Regions from separate parts of the Homo sapiens genome. Here region 2 is linked to region 1. A link is a loop called in an ENCODE intact Hi-C map of the cell type or tissue named here. Cell type or tissue: endothelial cell of umbilical vein. All regions are shown on one strand.

What was found. Peaks named below come from ENCODE experiments on the same cell type or tissue, not always from the same donor. Only the 100,000 strongest peaks of a DNase experiment are listed, where the experiment ranks them.
Region 2: a loop joins it to region 1, with 8 times the contacts of the local background. A loop is called at or near these places in 17 of 110 quality-filtered maps.

Annotation. Positions count from the first base shown.
Region 1 is chr5:82,347,979-82,355,978 of GRCh38, forward strand. No RefSeq gene overlaps it. Among named protein-coding and RNA genes, the nearest start is that of RPS23, 74 kb to the left of the region's middle. RefSeq lists an enhancer at 4,316-5,515. In endothelial cell of umbilical vein, CTCF peaks have their summits at 1,883 (motif pointing right) and 4,016 (motif pointing right); DNase peaks (open chromatin) are centred at 4,063, 4,493 and 4,653; H3K27ac peaks cover 665 bases.
Region 2 is chr5:82,491,832-82,499,831 of GRCh38, forward strand. No RefSeq gene overlaps it. Among named protein-coding and RNA genes, the nearest start is that of RPS23, 220 kb to the left of the region's middle. In endothelial cell of umbilical vein, no CTCF peak of the experiment used is centred here; no DNase peak of the experiment used is centred here.

The DNA of each region.
Region 1 (8,000 bases):
AAGATGGCCTTTGTTTCTTCATGATAACATCGCCTTTCTTTTTTTTTTTTTGAGACACGGTTTCATTCTGTCACCCAGGCTGGAGTGCAGTTGTGCATTCATGGCTCACCACAGCCTTGAACCCCCAGGCTCAGGTGATCCTCTCACCTCAGCCTCCCCAGTAGCTGGGACTACAGGGGCACACCATCAAGCCCCGGGTAATTTTTGAAATTTTTATAGAGACAGGATTTTACCATGTTTCCCAGGCTGGTCTTGAATTCCTGGGCTCTAGTGATTCCTCTGCCTTGGCCTCCCAAAGTGCTGGGATTACAGGCATGAGCCACCACACCCAGGTACTTGTTAAGCCTGAGAATAGAATTGCTGGCCCTCCTTCTATGTAAGCTCCCAGTCTGTCTGCAGAGGCCAGCCTTAAGGTTACTGTTTCTGCTGCTCAGATGGCCCCAAGCAGGGGGACTCCAGGTGTGATATTGGGTACATTGGTCATCCCTCTGCCTCCCACCTGGATGGAAACAGTCTGAGAGCCCTCTCTGTGGCTTGGTTTTAGGCAGGACCTTAGGACTTGTGGGTGAATTGATGGGGGAGATACACACTTACCTATGTCCTCTTTCCCAGCATGGGACTTGAATGCTGCTATTGGTGCACATTTCTGCAGACGTGTCTCTGGCTGTCAGGATGCAGAATGTTGGTAGGTCCAGTGTGGGGGCTGCCAAAGGCGGTGTCATGTGCTCTGTGGATTTTTGTGTGATTATAATGGTCCCATTTGAAGTTTTCCTGTTTGTTGCAGTAAAACCTCTCTTCAGTGTCTGTTACCTTTCTCTATATTCTTGGTGAAGGAGAGAGATAGTAATAAGGGGCCTAAATGAGGTAAGAAGAGCAGATGCTGTTCTCTGCTTCCTCCCTGCCACCAACATTCCTTCTGCCCTGTTTTTCCTGGCCAGCTGTGCTCTGGGCAGTCCAAGCCTGTGAACCAGCCACACCCAGGATCTGTGGTGGAGCTCAGTCCCAGACTGTTCTGGAAGAGTCGCCCAGAGGAGCCGTGTGGTCTCCCATTCAGCAACAGAGTACGGGATGGTCTCTCTGAAGGGCAGAGGGTCTGAGCACTGTCCCCTTCATGGCATCTAAGGCTGAAATGCTGAATGATGCAATGAGAGGATTCTAGGGGAGAAAAGGAGCTGTACATGGGCTTGATTCTTCCCTCCCCAGCTGGTGGACACAGCACCAGAGGTGGAGCTGGAGGGCCCTCCACTGACCCACATGCACTCCACTTTGCAGCTGTGCCCTGGGACACACTTATAATCTCAAAGTGTTATGAATTCCAACCACTGGATTCTACCCTACTTCTGACATAATCTTCTTGGGTTGATAGTAGCCTGTCTCATTACCGAGTATTTCTTCTTATGGGTAGCCCTGGTTAGTCATTTTCTTTTAACTTTTTGTTTAAAGAAGACCTGTAGATATGAGCTTTTTGTCAGAGATGATCTCTGCAGGCCTGAGTCTAAACTGTTAACCCTCTCTCAGAGAATGAGTGCTGGCTCTTGAATTTCAGGCGCTTTGACATTTACTGAGGGAAAGAAGGAGAATGGAAGGAGTGAGCATAAAGCGCTGACCTGAGTGGAATGGCGGGTCGACTTGCCAGAGCCCCGAGATGATTATACTCTCCCAGCTCTAGGACAAGCTGTCCAATTTCCCAAAAACCAATTTGACAATTGTCGAGTGACCAATTTGCTGAATTAGAAGAATTTACTAATTTACCAAATTGCTTATTTCTTTTATGCATTTCTAAAGACTTGAGCAATTGGCATGGGCTGGGTTGGCAGGGCCTGAAAGGGTTTGGAGCAATGAGTCAGAAGCAATGGTCTCTGGGAACAACCCTGTAGGTGGCGCCACTCTCTGGACTGAGAGGGGCACTGGGTGGATGGTGGAGAGTTAGGGGAGGCTTTGCTGCAGAGATCCGAGCCTTGCTGACTCTTCAGTTCTTGTTTTTAAAGCAATCCTTATTTTTGACCACCTTTTTTCCTTAAAAGTCAGTCAGCTCACCACTTTTGGATTCTTCCTTGACTTCCTGGCCGTACATACTTCCCATCCTCACGCTGCCTCACTTGTTTGGCTCTTCATCTCTCTCCTTCTCCTCCTTCACCCTGGAGCAACACCGGAGGCCTCTCATGTCCTCCCGTGGAGAAGTGGGAGAACAGCACAGCCCTTGCCTTACTATTTTGTTCTTACGACCCTCAGACCTTCAGGGGCTCACTTTCTCCCACAGCACTGTAGCCAAAGAAAGGTTTCTTTCCTAAGAGGGATTATGGTATCAGCTCTTCAAATACCATTAAATTTTTATTTTCTACACATAAACACATTCTTATGGTTTTGGAAAATGGAAGCAGTATAAAACCAAAATTTTTTGCAAACTCAGTGTGATAGCCTTCATATATTAGGCATTCAATGAATATTTTAGTGATTAACAAATGGGTGGTTTTTAATAATGAACCTCACCCTGTTATAACCAAATACTCGTGTCAGAGAAACTAGCTTGCTTTTATATCAAGATTATGGCCCTGGATTTTGATAATGCCACAGAAATATTGTCAAATGTTGTTCACTCGGCTCTGCTCTTTCCAAGTTGAGGTGAGCTAAGGGAGCCAACCAAAGTAAGGTTGGTTTCCTGCTCCTTTTCCCCCCCACTTAACCCTTTGCTTAAAAAGCTCTCCGAGGCCATAAACTACTAGGACACAACTCCCTATTAATTAGCCATTTATAACTATGTTTCTGTTGATTTTTTGGACCAATCATTAATTTGATAGGGTTATAGGAAGTCCTATGCTCCTGTAACTGAGAAGACACTGTCTAAGTGTGGGTCCAGATTGAGGAGGTCCTTTGGGGTCTGTTGCTTCTATCATTGGCCTGACCCACGCTGTCTCTCAAATTCAGACCTCTCAGAAAAAGGAAGAAAGGCTTCATCCGCAGTGGGCATTAAAAAAAATCATAAACATCTATTCATGGTCTTGGAATTGAATCTTAAGGCAAAGCAGGATCTCAGGTAAGATTGACAGATGATGAACTGGCAGCCCACACCCCATTCCTGTTGATATGTTCTACCTCTTTCTATTACTGGGGTGTGATTACTTCAAAGCCAGGAAGAGCTGCAATCTAATTTTAGAAGAATGCCCTTCTTTTACACGTTGGTGAGTATATATCTTAATATATGATGTATATATCTATATAATTTTAGTAGTTGTATAATAAAAATTGGGATAGGTAAACAAAAGAGAGCAGCTGAAAAGTCTACCTATAAAGGCTTCAGGCTAACATAGTTACTTATATTGCTTCTACCACAAATCTGTGGGGATGATTTTTATTTGTTGGGAAGGGTTGTCTCTGAATTTCCTGTAAAGTTTGGCATTTTAAATCTTTTTTTTGACTCTTCTCCTGTTAAATATATATCTTGGAAACTTGGCTGTTTCTGTTTCCTGAGCTTCACAGCGAACCAACAAACCAGCAGTAACTGTAATCCACCTCTTAAAATTTAATCCCTTGGGACAGTCCATCTCAATGGCAGAATAAGAAACACTCTCCTGGCAGAATAAGGGTGAAGATAAGCCTATTCCTGTACTTATCTGGGAGCACATGTAGGTATGAGTAACAAGACCAAGAGCTGCCAAGGGTGAAGGAAGATGTAGGAGCCCATGGATTGCATGAGGGAAATATGGATCCTGTGAAGGGCAAGTTGGTTTCTTTGTGTGGACGACCCAGATAAAGCAATGAAAATGGATAATAAGGACAGTAAGGACAAGTGCCTTCCAAGGCATTAAGGCAAATGAGATTGTAGCATGGATACAGAAGAGAAAGGAGAGAGAGAAAAAGTAGATGGAAAAGTAAATGACTCAAACCTTCCATTACTGAAAGTTCCAAATGTTTCTTTAATGGCAATCACCAGATTGTAGGCCTTCATTTTTCACCGGTCAGCATTCCCTCATCTTTCTGTTCATAACAAATGTGAGTTCCTCTTCTGACCACTAGAGGTCTCTAGAGAATCACGGATCAACATCTGAAGCCTCATACCCTCTTGCTATCAGCCACTCTAGGAGGTGGAAATGTTTATTTTTCCAACATGAATAGTCAGTCACATAGTCACAAGAGATCCAAGGCCTGAATCTTAAATTTCTAAAAATTAAAAAATGCATATAGCTGCTTCAGTGGGTAGCTGCCTACTCAACTTCAAGCTGGCACTGACCATCATCCCTCAAATATGTCCCTTGCTATTTTGATGGTAGAAATTCTGCTATTACACAGAATAACAGCACTGCTTCTACTAAAAAGGCAAATGCTGTGGAAGCCTAATTTATACAATCATAATGAGTTATTTATACGATAGTATGAGTGACTCCGTTGGGCCTTTGCCATTGTGATTACGAAGGATGACAGATCAGGGTTGGTGGGGAGATGAGGAGGGCAATGAAAGAGGAGGTGAAGACAAACTTCATCTACTTCACACCATTGCAGAGGTCTGACCCCAGGTCCTCTTCCAACTTCCTGCCCCTCAGTAAGTGCTGTGGGTGTGTAACCCAACTCTGGGGTCAAGTGAACAAACTGCCCTCAACTTCCTTAAGGCTTCCTGTTCAAGACGATGACTTCCAGACTTTACTGGGACACTGATATTATCACCTCTGGAGTCCTTGATGTGACTCTCTTCCTGGTCATATGGACTGTAGCTATTTTGGGCGTGTCCAACATGTTTGATAGTGCCGGTGATGACAAGTGTACATTTCAACATTCCATTATTTAGAACACGCATGTAATTATTTGTAATGAATCACTGATGACATCTGGAGAACAATGAAGTCCTCTTTTAATGTTTGGATGATTAGCTATCGGAAATTTTTACTTTGATGGTCTTTCATTTTTATCTCAAGGATTTTGGATATTAGTTCCTGTTGCACTCTGATGTACATTAATTTTTCCTACATTTATCTGTCCATCAAACATTTATTGAGAGTCTATTAATTTCCTCTTACACTGAAGGCTCTATAAATATGAGGATGAATAGGAAGAATAGGGCAGGGTTCTCAAGAAGTTCGTCAGTTGATAGAAGGGCCAGATATGTTGAGGCAGTTACGAAGTGCATGATAAATAGAGAAGTACGAAGTGCATGATAAATAGAGAAGTACGAAGTGCATTGGGACTAGGAAAAAAATAAAGAAATACTTCTAGAAAAATAAAGTCCATTTTCTCAGCTTGTTTGAAAGCCATCATCTGTTGTTGTTATTATTTTTCATCAGGGGACAGTAGTCTGATAATTCACCTTGATGCCTTTGGTATATTTTTTAATTGCTTTTAGCTCTTTTAAAAGGTGCTTACCACAGGGTTGAAGGGTAGAGTATATGTAAGGCAATGTGGCTAGAGCCTACTGGTATAACCCATTCCAAAGGAGTGACCTCTTATCTGGTCAAAGGAAGACCAGTGGCCAGTAGGGTTGCCTGTGTTTTCACAGTGGATATCCTGGAGCTCCTGAAGTTGGTACTACTGGAACACAGAACATTCCCTACTGAAGAGAATGTTATAAAGTGCATATGTTCTTTCTTTCTGCAATTTTCAAGGATTGTGCACATCTCTCAGTAACCTAGCCTTCTTTTGAAGCCTTGCTTACAAGACAGAAAATTAGGTGAGTGGCTGAGATTTAGAAGTGCGTATCTACCAAGGGGGAGAGAATAAACTGTCTTTTGAGCAGAGAGGTGGCGCGAAAGCTCACCAACTTCCTGGGTCCAGTATTCTCAGGAGGCCATCTCTTCTGCTGAGGATGGCTTCCTGCAATGGGCTGTGGGTTTGTTTTATCTCTGACCCAAAATAGCATTTGTATTCAGTTCTCTCAATGGAGAGAGTGGAGAGAGCAAATTTCATTTCTTCATTATGCAAAAAGACACATGTATTTATAATGAACAACTCCATTTGGCTTTTTACTTTTAGGTGGGCATAGACTTCAATTGATGCCAGATCCTCCTTTTTCCTTGGAGAATCATGCTTGTACTTTCTTAAATTACATTTATCTACCCTTCTGCATTTTCTTTACTCTGATATTCTTTTTGGAAACTTTTTTTTTTTTCAAACCTCCAAACCACAAAGTGAAACAACAGGGAACATGTTCTTACAACTGGGAAGTCAACATGACAGACATGTTTGGATGTCTGTTATATAGCTTGCTGTAGACCCATCTATTAATAAATAACTGAACGTGGCCGGGCGCGGTGGCTCACGCCTGTAATCCCAGCACTTTGGGAGGCTGAGTCGGGTGGATCATGAGGTCAAGAGATCGAGACCCTTCTGGACAACATGGTGAAACCCCGTCTCTACTAAAAATACAAAAATTAGCTGGGCATGGTGGTGCGTGCCTGGTTCAAGAGATTCTTGAACCAGGGAGTTGGAGGTTGCAGTGAGCTGAGATCGTGCCACTGCACTCCAGTCTGGTGACAGAGCGAGAGACTGTCTCAAAAAAAAAAAAAAAAATTGAACGTATATGAAGACTATAAGTAGGAAACTTACCCACCAAGAATTAAAAAAGAATGAAAAGGCTTTCTGAATCCAAGCTTTAACTTATTTTCAAAGCACTAATGTAGGCCAGTGGACATTTGTCACATGCAAGATGTATTAGGCATTGTGAGACCAGATTATGGAGAATGTGGGAAGCTAAGACTGACAGTTGCCAGGTTAGCATCTTCATGTTCCCTGAACAGAGGAAGAGATGTTGAGGTTGTCATGACATCACTCACAGAAGGCTCTTGCATCACTTTCCTCGTCTCCCTTTCATTACTAGTAAGACTTAGAATCCCAGAGGCCTTTGGTTTGCTTTTCTGCTTCTATGCTTCAGGGGACCTGGTACCGTGTAGTCATTAAATGAATGCCCAATAAGGCCCAAAGCCTGGAATCATATTTGCATCCTGTTGACATATATTTACATAGGTTGCTATCATTATCTGTTTTTGATCACCCTAAAGGGGCTTTGGAAACACAAGTATTATACATCATAATTTTTGAGGAACAATATCTTTCTTTGATGGCTTTGAATTTGGAGGTCTTAGAACCAACTTGTTATGGGTGAAAATTGCAAAACCTAGGTGTGGGGTTGGGGGGAAGTTGGAGAACAGAACAATGCTATTGACAACTTGATATTCCAAGAGCAGAGAAAGCTATTTCAGGATATGTTTTCTCGTTTTGGACATCAAATGCCTATCCAAGTTCTGGAAAATGTGGCTCAAGGGTTGCATGGGTCCTGGGCAGCTCTTGATCTGAAGTCCCTCATCCTGGCCTTTGATCTCCCACTCCTTTACTGTTGCCAGGATGGAGGGTGATGGAGTTGAGTTCACATCAGCATTTGAAGTAATGCGGTCCTCATACTGTCTTCTGCTCGAGTTTACTCAGGTTCATTACAGGGGTGGGGTTAGAGGGCCATTTGTCTTGGGCCTCAGATTGAAGAAGGGCCTCAAAGCTGAACTTTAAAATCTTTCTCCAAAACATGGTGTGCATATGGTTATTAAAATTATTATTGGGACAAAAACATTTATTTGCTAAATATAAATGTATGAAAAATACCATAATTTTTGTAGCAGTATTTTAACACATTTTAAAAAATATATTAGAAGTGTCCAAATGTGGAATTGGCTCAGATGTCTCAGCTTCTGAGAAGCTCAGAATTTACCACCAAACAGCAGCCAACGTATGAGGTCCCTTGGGCTTTCGTCCCATGCCAAATGACCCAGCTGATAGAGCCTAAGAACAGATTAGATTCCCTACAGATCCTGATCTTTGAGTATGTACTTCAAAGTGGGGTTTTTAACATCAGTTTTTAAACTTTGCTCTGCATGCTTGTAGGACACTAGCATATTTTGACTTATAAGAATTAATATTTTACCCATTGAAAAAGTACCCCTACTGGGCCACATTTTTAACTATTTAAATTGGGAGAAAAAAGCTGAAATACCCAGAGTTCATGGAGAAAAAAGTGAAATAGGATC
Region 2 (8,000 bases), 140 kb after region 1:
TTGTCTAAAATTGTTACATGTAAATACAGTACATTCTGTAAACTCCCCAAACATCAATTCATTAATATAATCAAACATTCAGTATTCACATGGTCCTATATTTTTGTATCCCCCCTTCTCTGGATAATCTAGAATATTCCTCATCTCCCAAGGAGTTTGCATATATTCTTCCCCTCTACCTTTGCTTCTGCTTGTTTTTCTGTCTGGAACATCCTCCTTTGTCTCTGCCATAGGTCACCCCCCAGCCTTCAAGACCTAGCTGAAATATCTGCATCCCTCTCTTTCAGATAGAAGGTACTAATCCTTCTTTTGAACTTTCACAGCATCTTTGTAACAGGTATGCATCCTAGTCCCTACATCCAGAGGTGTGAGAAATACCACCTTATTGCCTTTAATTTAATTTGATTTCAACTCTGAACCTACGTGATAGGGCAGGAGTCCCCAACCCCTGAGCCACAGACCAGTACCAGTCTGTGGCCTGTTAGGAAGCAGGCCACACAGCAGGAGGTGAGCAGTGGGTAAGTGAAGCTGAGCCCTGCCTCCTGTCAGATCAGCAGCAGCATTAGGTTCTTATGGGAGTACGAACCCTATTATGAACTGTGCATGTGAGGGATCTAGGTTGCATACTCCTTATGAAAATCTAATGCCTGATAATCTGTCACTGCCTCCCATCACCCCCAGATGGGACCGTCTAGTTGCAGGAAAACAAGCTCAGGGCTCCCACTGATTCTACATTATGGTGAGGATGTAATCATAACAGAAGTAAAGTGCACAATAAATGTAATGCACTTGAATCCTTCCCACCCCTCTCCCACATCTGTGGGAAGATTGCCTTCCATGAAACCTGTCCCTGGTGTCAAAAATGCTGGGGACGGCTGTCATAGGGAATAGACAGTAAATTCCACCTCAATCATTATTGGAGTCCCTTCTGCCTCTCAGCATCATACCTCTCCATTCTTTCATCTCTTCAATTTCCCAGAAGATGGAGAAGTACCTTTAATCTCCCTCTCATAATATCCCTGATGACTTTATAGTCTTGGGTCTTGGTGGCCCCTTGAGGTTGAGAAGTTCTTTCCTTCCAGATGGCATGTGAGGCTCAGGAATCCTTGCCAAAGCTGGCAACTCACTGCCGAAATTCTTGCTCTCTTATCCCAGGAAGTAGCCAGCCTGACTGAGATTGCACCATGAAGCACAGCATGGGTACCATTCACCTCCAGGAGCCACAGTCCTCTCTCTCCTTCCCATACCACTCCCCTGGTATGTCTCTCCCTCTTGCCTGCCCTTTAATAACTCCTGGTGTTAATCTCTTCCAAAAGCTTTCTAACTTACAAAAGACAGCTCTTCTTTTTGTTCCTGCAAAAATAATTCCCCAAGTTGCATGGTACAAATTGGAGTGATATCATGAGGCTCCACATTATGTCATCTTCCTGGGACAGGTGTGTTCAAGTTCCATTTCTTTTCATTCTTATTTCTTTAGTTAGCCATTTGCAATTGCAATCCTGTTCTGTGTTTGCTAAGATGACAACAGTATTCTGTCCACTATGCATAGTGAGGTGACTAAATCTCAACCTCAGAGCCAGACACCCTGGGAAGGAAGCCCTGCTACACACCTTACTAGTTGTGTGATCTTGGGTGAGATAACCAAACTGCTCTTTGCCCCAGTTTCTTCATCTCTAAAGAGGAGATAAAAATGTTTCTCAGCTCAGGGAATTGTTACAAAGAATAAAGAAATTAATATTTGTGGTGTGCTTAGAAGCCTTGCACTTGGCATCATATAGGTCAATAAGTAAAATATGAGGTAAATTGCTACTATTTCATTTTAAGATGTGACAACTTAACATAGGAAAGTTAATTGCCCAGGTTCACACAGCAGATAAGTGGGAGGGCAGAGAAGGGATTATAACTAAGTTAAGCAATTGAAATATCTTATGCTAACTAACTTTATTTAAAAATCCTTAACCTTCAAGCCATATAAATTATGCAGTAATTATCCTAATAAATTGTTAGTCTTATGTCCTGGCAAATAACTTGCTTTCTAAATCCAAACACAGTTTGCTTCCCTTATATATAATTGAATGACATTTTCTTCCAAATTACACAATCTCTTTTCATTGTTTATAGGGTCCTATTATGGAGTGAATCTATACCTAATTATAGTGGTTTGCTATTTCAGGATTTGCTTCTTTGACTCAGTAGATTTCAGAATATAGACTGATTGGGTATTTCAGCCTGTCAGTTTATAGAATTGATATGGACCAAAAGTTTTCCATTCCACATGAGAAATTTCATTCTAGTCATTAGATTTGACTAGTCACTATATTTGGTTTGCACATGCAGGGTGATCAACATTGCTCTGATTTTGAAAGTTCCCACAGCTGTTACTTCCTCACTGCTGAGTGGGTTGTCAGCACCCTTGCGATGTCTTCTCCCTGTAATGGAAGATTTAAAAAGAAGAATTATGATGTTACCAGCCTATATGATAAACTAGGTGTATTAGTCTGCTGAGGTGCCTTTAAAAATACCATATATGGAGTGACAATAACATATTTCTCACAATTCTCGAGCCTGGAAAGTCCAAGATCAAGGTGTCATTTGATTTGCTTCCTGGTAAGGGCCTGCGTCCTGGCTTGCAGATGGCCATTTTCTTGTGTTCTCACATAGTAGAGAGAGAGCTCTTTCTCCTTCTTTCTCTTACAATGCCACTAATCTCATCATAGGACTGCTACCCTCATGCACTCACTTAACTCTAATTAACTTCCGAAGGCCTCATCTCCAAATACCATCAAATAGAGGGTTAGGGCTTCAGAAGATAAATTTCTGGGGGACACAATTCCATCTATAGCACTAGGTTCAGGAGTTTATCATTTAGAGAATTAACAAGAGCAGTAAATGAACACATTATTGGTCTCTCAGAGCCCTCTCAGCCATTCAATTCATACAGCACAAACTTGCAAAATTTAGATTTGAAGTGAAGGCTGTATGTACATGAAATGTGTCAGAGATCCTAAGAGATCATTCGTTTGTTCATTTTCTAACCCATGATTTTTAGTGTTAGATGCTGAATATATTCAATGACCTGGCTGCCACTGGCCTGGTATAGCTTGTAATTTTGCTATTATATGACATCAATTTTAACCAAACATTCAGCATTCTCAGAGAAGATACAGTACTAATGTAAGTGCCTAGTTTGTATTTAAGAGAGGCATCTGAAACAGAGTTACCTGTTTCTTCTAGATCTGCATAATCCTGAAGAGTGGAAGCTATCATCATAGTGTGAATTTAGAGACCTAGAAATATCTCCTGCCCCCTACAGGAGGCAAACTTGACTGAAATGGTATTATTCTATCATCATACCACAGACTCATTTTTTAAGACATTTTGTAAACAAATAACTTGTATTATTGAATGCTTCTTTTGTACCTGATAATATACTAGATACTGGGAATACAAAGTGAACAAGACAGACAAATGCAAGACAGATACTGGGAATGTAAAACTTCCTGCACTGAGAGAGCTTACATTTGAGAAGGCTGGGAGTGAACAGTTACAAATAAACCAATAAATCAAAAAATAAATAAAATTGTAAATAGAGTAGGAAGAAAATAGAATGCAAGGATAGCATGAGTAATCAAAGATGATCTCTCTGAAGAAGTAAAATTAAGCTGAGATCTAAAGAATGAAATGGAATAATTATGTCAAGAGCACAGGAGTAAGTGTTCTAGGCCGAAGAAATAGAAAGTGCAAAAACCTTGATGGAGAGAGAGGCAAGAATTTGTAGGAGTCCAAACTACAGATAATTATGGTTTGAACTAGGGAACTAGGGTAGTGGTAGTGATAAGGAAGAGAAGTGGAGAGTATAAGAGTTTTACATATGCAATAAGATTTTTATGGCAGGAAAGTCAGGTCTTGATGATTTGGATTTAGGAGTGAGAGATGACTCCTAGGATTTTGATTTGACAACTGGGTGTATAGAACTCCTTTTTACTGTCAAAGGGAATAAGTGAAGAAGACCCATGTCTAGGGAGAAAAACCAAGAGTTCCAGTTTAAGTTTGAGAAACCTCTAGACATCCAGTGAGATGTCATGTTGTTAACTGGATGGATGAGTCTGGAACCCAGAGTAGAGGTCTGGGCTATAGAAATAAATTAGAGTGGTGAGCATGTGACTGCTATTTAATGTCATGAGAATTAACGGAATCACCTCAGAGGAGGAAGAAAAGGAAATAGAAAAGGTGGCCTAAGATAGAACTCTGAGGACCCATTTAGAGGTAAGAAAGAGAAAAAGATGACAGCAAAAGAGACTGAGAATAAACTGTTACCAAGGGAGGGAATTTAAAAAGGGGAAGAGGGGGAAGGGGTGGAGCATTATAGCAGAGCTAAGTGAGGTGATAGTTTCAACATACAAAAAATGTCCAAAACAAGAACATTTCAATGAAGAGATAAGGCTAGATGTCAGATTAGAATGGGTTTAAAGGTAAAGTAGGACTTAAGTTTCTGACAGTATAGCAGACTAAACACCAGAAACCTTGTCCCAGTAAAAACAACAAAAAAAAATTCTGGATAAAAAATTTTTTTGAGAAGCTTTATAATTACATAACTGGCAAGAAAGTAAAATCCTCAGATATGAAATGGACAAGGAAGCATGAATTCAGAGAGGTCAATAAATCATCTCGGACAAATGCAAGTCTTGGGTGGGATGGAGTTTGGGTTTTTGGGAACACCTATTCCAGCCTATGGCTGATCTAAGGTGGGATAATAAATCCAAGACCCATGCACAAAACTGAGACTACTGAATGACAATCCCTTTAGAGGCTGAGTTTAAAACAAATCCCACTCCACAGAAAGCCATAGAAAGGAAATGTGCCTTCTTAGCCTTGCTTCTGAATAGAGGGGGAGAATGTCTACCCTTGAGAATTTCCAACCACAAGACCACCCTTATGTATGCTTGGAGAAATAATTTATGCTATTCCCAAGTAGCTCAAAAAAACTTGAAGCTGAAAATTTAAAGTAGTGTTCAATTGGAAATATACTTCTTCTCCCTTTCCAAGCTTGGCAGTTGCAAATACAACTTAACTCTGAAAACAAAAAAAAATTTTAAAGAATTCACATGGATAAAGGTCCAAATAATTAACTTCACAATTTTAAAAATTACGAAACATCTGAAGAAATAAACCACCAAAAGCTAAAAACAACAAATTGTAGAATCAGACATAAAAATACTATAGATATTGGCTAACTCAGATTCAGTTGTATAAGTTTACTTGTTTAAATAAATAAAGTATAGAATTGAAAATGTTAGCAGAAAATAAGAAATTATCAAAAATTACCATACAGATTTGAAAAAAACCATAATTGAAACTAGACACTCAATAGACATATTAGACACAACTTACTAGGGAATTAGTTTGGAAGATAAATCTGAAAAAATAAAAGCTAGCATTCATGACAGGGATAGAAAGAGTTGGAAATATGAAAGACATATTAAGTGACATGGAAGATAGAGAGAGATGGTCTACCATATAGTTAATTGCATACTAGAAAGAAAATAGAAAAAATGATTAAGAGAAAATCTGCAAAGAAATATACCTGATGATTTTTCAAAAATTAATGAAAGATATGAATTTACAGATTTAAGAAATATAAAATAACATGTTTATCTAGAAAAAGTTTAGCAAAACTGCATAATATCTAAGAGAGATCTTAAAAATATCTTAAAAATATGAAAGACAAATGGCCTACATTGATTTATAAAACAATAGTTTTAAGATTTAATTTGTGGAGTTAATGAAAAACAAGCTAAAATGCTTAAGAAAATAAATCTTGTAAACCAAGAGGAAGGATTAGGTGTAAAACATACTAATTCCTTGTATTATTTAACAGGAAAGAAAAGTAAATAACTTACACTGTTTATATTGGATTATGTATGTATATTAAAATTTGTAAAGCCATCAACTAAATGAATGTAAGAGGGTATATGTGTTTTGAACAATAGGAAAAAATGAAATTTATTAAAAAAGTAAGAAAAGAAGGCAGGAAACCAAGAAAGAGAAGAAAAATGAATGCAGAAATGTTGGGACAAAAAAAAAAGCACCCTAAATAGGTAGTAATAAATCTGAATATATCAATAATAATAGTTGTAAGGTGAGCTCTCTAGTAAAAGGTATAGATTATCAAGACTGGATTTTAAAAAATCCAACCATATACTGTTTGTAAGATCATATCTAAAACATAAAGACCAAAACGTTTTAAGTAAAACAACAGAAAATGATAAATGCAATAATATAAGTTATATAATAATCGTATAAACAATAAAATGCAAACCAAGAGAAAGTTGGTATAGTTATATTGTGGAAGATAAAATCGACTTCAAGAAAAAAAGCATTATATAAGTTATGAGGTCATTATATCGTGATACAAGTTTTAAATCACTGGTAGGAGGATTGTGATGTGCTACCCATATCCCTCTTCAGGATTAAAGGACTTATCATTTCAGTGGCTGGGAGTGTCACCAGCAGATAGCCCTTAACTGCCAGTTTCTTAAGAAGACGGGGGCCTCCTCAACCAACTTCACACCCACTTTCCAGGGCAGCTCAAACGAAATGACTGATAGACCAACATGGTGCACTCCGAATGGTCAATCGATCTTTAGAACTCCCCACATGGTCAGTTCAGGCTTTCCATTGAGAATGCATCACATCTTGACTTCCCTCTCTGGCCAATCCTGCTCCCTCCCCTCCCCTCCCCTCCCCTTCCCTTTTGAGACAGAGTCTCGCTCTGTCATCCAGGCTGGAGTGCAGTGGCGCAATCTTGGTTCACTGCAACCTCCGCCTCTCAGGTTCAAGCGATTCTCCTGCCGCAGCCCCCCGAGTAGCTGGGACTACAGGTGCGGGACACCATGCCGAGCTAATTTTTGTATTTTTAGTAGAGACGGGGTTTCACCATGCTGGCCAGGCTGGTCTTGAGCTCCTGACCTTGTGATCCACCCGCCTCGGCCTCCCAAAGTGCTGGGATTACAGGCATGAGCTACTGCGCCTGGCCTTGCCTTTCTCAATAAACCTCCTGCATGCTAATTTCTGTCTCAGTCTTGGCTTCCTTGGAAACCCAATCTGCAACAAATGGTACCTGAGTGGCCAAAGAAAACAAACTTGGGAATGAGATTTTAAAGCTGTATCATTGACTCTCAGCTGGCCCTGGAGACTTCAAAACTGATGGTAGGTGGAACACATTTAGCTCCTGGCATAAAATAGAAAATGGTTTAATTGTTAGAACTTTCTGTGGTGGAGAGTTGGAATGATCTATCAATGGAAAGAAATGCACTAGTTTGCATGATGTTTCTAGCACTTGAAAATTACAGGAAAATAGTAACTATAAGGACAATGGAATTGGATGACCATTGCTAAGCTCAACTGATGCTCTAGAGAAAACAACAAAAAGCTAAGACCATTTAATTGACAATTAAAAGCTAAGTGTGAAAGCCAGAGGGTCTCCTTGGTAACATATAAAGCAACAATTCATCTTCTACAGTAGAAAGGCAGAGAGAGCCCAACACTTAGTTATGAAATTAGTAGAGCTCCAAAGTGAGTTAAACATCCAGCCAAAACATATCTGGTATGGTAGGACTTCAAAACTATAGAGGCATGGTGCTAATATATATATCTTTGGACTCAAATATTACAATGAGTGGCAAGGTTGGAGGGGCTGCTACAGGAGCCTGAGCCACAGAGAGTTTTGGAGATGGCTAATAGAACATGAGATCCCTAGGGGCTAAATAGATGGGCAGCCAACAAGGACATTACAGAATCTGTACTATCAAATGAAACCAACGACAAACAATCAGGAGGCTGAGGGCAGGCCACCCAAAAGTCATAATCCCTTGCCCAGCTTCTGGACAGGAGTCAGTTTTTGAATTCAGAACCCACTGAAAATCAGTTTTAAAGAAGTCAAGAAAAGGTTTATTCCCAATCCATAGTTATAAAACCACTAGTTGAGGAACATGCTTTTC